Linked DNA regions of Homo sapiens: region 1 is linked to region 2. Evidence: chromatin loops called from intact Hi-C (ENCODE). Cell type or tissue: GM12878. All regions are shown on one strand.

What was found. Hi-C counts contacts between places; a loop is a spot of excess contacts. Peaks named below come from ENCODE experiments on the same cell type or tissue, not always from the same donor. Only the 100,000 strongest peaks of a DNase experiment are listed, where the experiment ranks them.
Region 1: it touches region 2 in a loop (6-fold over the local background); 6 of 110 quality-filtered maps call a loop at or near these places.

Annotation. Positions count from the first base shown.
Region 1 is chr15:92,101,126-92,103,625 of GRCh38, reverse strand. The region is part of intron 3 of SLCO3A1 (solute carrier organic anion transporter family member 3A1); the gene reads right to left. Among named protein-coding and RNA genes, the nearest start is that of SLCO3A1, 250 kb to the right of the region's middle. In GM12878, no CTCF peak of the experiment used is centred here; DNase peaks (open chromatin) are centred at 1,395 and 1,665; H3K4me3 peaks cover 428 bases.
Region 2 is chr15:92,160,284-92,162,783 of GRCh38, reverse strand. It overlaps SLCO3A1 (solute carrier organic anion transporter family member 3A1), which reads right to left. Exons shown (of 10, transcript NM_013272.4): 10 at 1-28. Among named protein-coding and RNA genes, the nearest start is that of ST8SIA2, 230 kb to the left of the region's middle. In GM12878, no CTCF peak of the experiment used is centred here; a DNase peak (open chromatin) is centred at 1,553; H3K27ac peaks cover 1,244 bases.

The DNA of each region.
Region 1 (2,500 bases), 59 kb after region 2:
ATGCTCAGAAGAGTGCCTGGCGCATGCTTGGGCACCCAGATGATGGTAGCCTGTTATTTATGGTGAGGGGCCTTTGTTTCCATGCATTAATTAATTAATTAATGCCAACTTTGTTGGTGGCCTGTGGTTTGGCACCAGCTCTCTAATACAAAGCTTTGCAGTCAACTCATGTGCTTAAAGGGGCTATGCATATGGTTTGGTGGCACTGTACCACTATTTCTTTTATTGTGCCAGCTAAGTCACAAGAACATAAACTTCAGCTTACCCTTTGGTACAGTTTTTTTCTTTCTCTCTCTTTACACCTGCCTTGTACAGCACAGCTCCCAGGTGAGCTGCTTAGAAATGTCTCTTTGATAATAAACCATGCCCCTGGAACATGGAAGGAGAACTGGGGAGATCTGGGCAATGGTGTATGAGGTAAGACCAACAGGGCTGCAGGCCTGGACCAGATGGATGGACAGCTCTGGGAAGAGTAATGACCGCACACACCAGATGAACACTTCAGCACTCATAAAATGTTCTCCCTGAAGACTCCTCAGCTAGCATTAATGATAAGGCCAGCCATCGTTTATTGAGGGCTTCCTCTGCACCAGGCATTATGCAGAGCACATTCTTAACTGTTCCAGCCAACCTTCCCCATAACTCTACAAGGCAGGACTTTTATTATCTGTTTTCTATAGATGGAGTAACTGAGGCTTAGAAAGGTTAGGTTCGTTGCCCAGGTTCATGGGGCTGAAGAACGGAACACAGGTATACACATGCCAAGGTCCACGCTCTCACCTTTCTGTTCCACTGCCCCTCTTCAATGTCTGTTTTTGGGCTCTCTGTAGGGCCCGAGGTGAATGATCAATTCCTGCTCTTTGTGCCATGAGCCTAAGGCCACCAGCTCTTCCAGTAGGTAGCAAGTGGCCTTTGGAACACTGGTAGTCACTGTCCTGGAGATGCTGACATACACCCAGCGCAACAATAGCACTACAATGGACCAGATGTTTCTGCATAGCTACATGCTGGAGAGGGGACAGTGTAAGCCTGGAGTACTTGGGGGCCGAATCCCAGCTCTGCCACTTACTAGCATGTGACACTGGGCAGATTACTTACCCTCCTTGAGTCTTAGCTGCATCATTTGCAAAATAAAGACAGCTTCAACCTAGAGTGGTTGCAAGGATGACAGGCAATGAGCAAGAATCACCTGATGCACAGTAGGCTCTTTGTATAGAGAGAGATCTTGTTATTCTCACTTTTATGTACATATATGTATATAAATGAGAATCTCAAAATAGGGATCTTTTTAAAAAAGGGTACAGCATGGGAAAACACAAGGTGATCTTGAAAGCATCTTTATGCAAATGAGGGAAGACACAAGGAAGTGAAATTGCCTCTGGTAGCTGAACAGGAATATTTTCACTAGTCACTTACTGTGTTTCTTCACCTGCTGCCAAGCAATGAATGAAAACAAAAGACAGCAAAAGGGAGCTGAAGTATTTCCCTCCATTGTCTCCAGGCTCCATAAAGGGGGAATTGAAAAGCTGGCAGATGTGAGCGGGTAAAGAGAGAGAAATCCTAGCAGTTGTTTGGGGGAACAAAATTAGAAAAGTCATATTTTAGTTAGGAAGTTAGTGACTCTGTTGTTCTAAGTGTGAGAAAACAACCCAGGGAGAGGGATGGCGATGGGGGAGGTGGTGGTTTGTGTGAACGTGTCAACTTGCTTCCTGTAGGTATGTGTATGTCTGGGGAAAGCTGACGCTGGCTCACAGTTTGAAAGATGGGGAAGGGCACGTCACCTGTGTCAGAACCAAAGCCCGCCTGCCACCCGGGCAAGTACAGGAGACGGGGCCTGCGTGAAGGTGGTGGACAGCAGGATTCTGTAGATCCAAGACACTCATCACTGACTATTTTGGGAAGTATTGATTTTTTTCTCCATTTCAATTATCCGGAGCACTGTGGCAGAGAGAAATAACATGCTGAGAGAAACTGCTCAGCTGTGGAGTGTGCTGCCCTGAGGGCGGGGGAGGCTTTGGTGAGTTTGATCTGGGGAAGACGGCTACTGGTTGGACCCGTCTGAGAAATGTCTTGCCTCTGTCCATCTCTATAACAAATACTAATTTTTTTTTTTCTTTTGAGGTGGATCTCGCTCTGTCGGCCAGGCTGGAGTGCAGTGGTGTGATCTTGGCTTACTGCAACCTCCACCTCCTGGGTTCAAGCGATTCTCCTGCCTTAGCCTCTCAAGTAGCTGAGATTACAGGTGCCCACCACCATGCCCGGCTAATTTTTGTACTTTTGGTAGAGATGGGGTTTCACCATGTTGGCCAGGCTGGTCTTGAACTCCTGACCTCAGGTGATCCACCCGCGTTGGCCTCCCAAAGTGCTGAGATTACAGGTGTGAACCACTGTGCCCAGCTAACAAATATAATTTTTATGAGGTATTTTGGCTAGTTTTGGTGAAAAATCTCCCTCCACCTGTTGGTAATTGTCCGTCAATGCTCTACAGACACTGTTTCAG
Region 2 (2,500 bases):
CCGAAGATGAGGGGTGGAGGGATGAAGCCTGTTACCGGGAAAAGAATGTTAAGGTTCTGGATCTGGTGGCCAGTGCTCCCCTGTTCCTGTCTCTGCCTAGCTTTTCTTATAGCACTGCTAGGCAAATATGTCTGACTCCGTGGCTCAAAGACATGCTCAGGAGGCAAAGCGCATGAGTTTGTGTCCCAGTTCTGCCTTTTTATTATGGTACAAATCTGAGCAAGTTATTTAAGCCCTCCTGCCTTAGTTTCCTCATCTGCAAAATGGGGATGATGATAATACTACAGTCTTCACCAGATGGCTGTGAAGACTAACTTTACACATAGAAAGCATCAGTCTGGCATGGTGGCTCACACCTGTAATTCCAGCACTTTGGGAGGCTGAAGCAGGTGGATCACCTGAGATCAGGAGTTTGAGACCAGCCTGGCCAACATGGTGAAACCCCGTCTCTACTAAAGAGACAACCTGGAATTTGCACTGTGGTACATGTTGGTGCACATCTGCAGTCCCAGCTACTTGGGAGACTGAGGCAGAAGAATTGCTTGAACCCAGGAGGCAGAGGTAGCAGTGAGCCAAGATCGTGCCACTGCACTTCAGCCTGGGCAACAAAGCAAGACTCCATCTCAAAAAAAAAAAAAAAAAAAAAAAAAGCATCTAGAACAGTGTGTACTGTGTCACTTTACCATGTAAAGTGAATGACAGCTGCTATTATCATCATCATCCTCTGCTGAGAGCCTGAGAAGGCCAAGACGGTCTTCCTTGAAGAGAAACATTCTTAGTTAGTGTCAGTGAAAGCAGCGTAGTCTCATAGAGGAAACTGCACAGCGCCGGCATACTGTGTGTGGTGTTCCATAGAGGAAACTGCAAAGCGCCGGCATACTGTGTGTGGTGTTCCACAGAGGAAACTGCAAAGCGCCGGCATACTGTGTGTGGTGTTCCACAGAGGAAACTGCAAAGCGCCGGCATACTGTGTGTGGTGTTCTACAGAGGAAACTGCAAAGCGCCGGCATACTGTGTGTGGTGTTCTACAGAGGAAACTGCAAAGCGCCGGCATACTGTGTGTGGTGTTCTTCTGTTTGAGGCTTTTAGGGCTGTTGTGCTCTTGAGTGCAGGCACCACAAATTGGACTTGAGTACATCTGTGTGTATACACATATAGTTTAAATGGAAAATATCTGCATATATACTGACAACTTCGCTTCCCCTGGATATTTAATATTCCCAGCTCAGAATGAGTTGGTAACCAGTTTTGAAACCCTCACGGTAGAGCATTTCCGGTACCTACAACCAGTCACCAAAAATGGCAGATGAGATGAAAACCGTTCCCCTTCCTTACTTCCGTTCCCTGTTCCTCTCTGTGTTTCTTTGCCTGCTGTTATCCGAGTTATCAGACCTGGCTGCCCATGACAATCATCATCCAGGGTGTCCCATCCCAGACCACTGAAATCAGAGCATTTGGTGTGCAGCACAGTCCTCAGCACCTTCACATTCCCAGGTGATTCTGAGTGAAGGGGGAGAGTGTCATCTGTACTATGGGAAAGTGACAGATGAGTCACTAATGCAAATTAACTGTTCAAAAAAACTGTCCCCTTGAGGCCAGAATAAAGTGCCAACCATCTTCAGTGACAGACTGCAGGAGGAGGAAGTGATCTCTGGAACTAGGTGTGGCCAACTCTGAGATCCCAGGGCCTCTATACCTCTGTCTGGAGTGTTCCTTGCAGAGCTAGTCCTAGAGCATCTGAATTTCATTTTGTATTAAGGAAGGTCCCTCTGAGATTTTGATGAGATCTAGACCCATAGCCCAGCAAAATGCACCTACCCATAAAATCAAACCTGTATCTCAGGGGGTTCATAGGCCCCTGAAGTCCATCCATGATTGCTGGAATAACAGCATGTGCATTATAAGCACAGCAGCACCTCCATTCTGTGGGGCCTCCAAAGGCAGTTGGGGAGAGAGGGAAGGCTTAATGAAGGAAGCAGCCCTTCCCCCGGTTTTAATGACATGCCTGGAATCGGGTGAGAGCGGGGCTTTGCTACCCTATGAGTGCTAATGAGCTTGGCAGAGCTCCAGGCTCTCGGCCCAGGTGCCTCTGTACTTCTCCTTGGAACTCTTCACCTCCGCTGCTTGATACCCCAAAGAGAAGCCCCGGAGAAGATTTCTGGTTGAAATCTCATTAAACTTCCCAAGCAGCTCGATTTAATAAATAAGCTCCAAGCTCAAAATCCCACACAACCTGTTTCCTTCTTTCCAGCTGCCAGGTTGGGCTGTGGTCCTGCCGAATGGAAGCGCATATTCGTAGCATTCCCTGTGATCCCAAAGGCTGCCCAGGTGTCTCAGCCCTTCCCCACCAACCCTGTGTGTTTTCCCTGCCCCCTAACAAGTGCCTTTTTTCATTTCACTCCAGTTGAAAGAGCCAACTGGAGGAACTGCCATGGCAACCGCATAATAGAAACTAAGCCACACACCACGTTATTTATGTAAAAAATGAAGATCTGGAGCC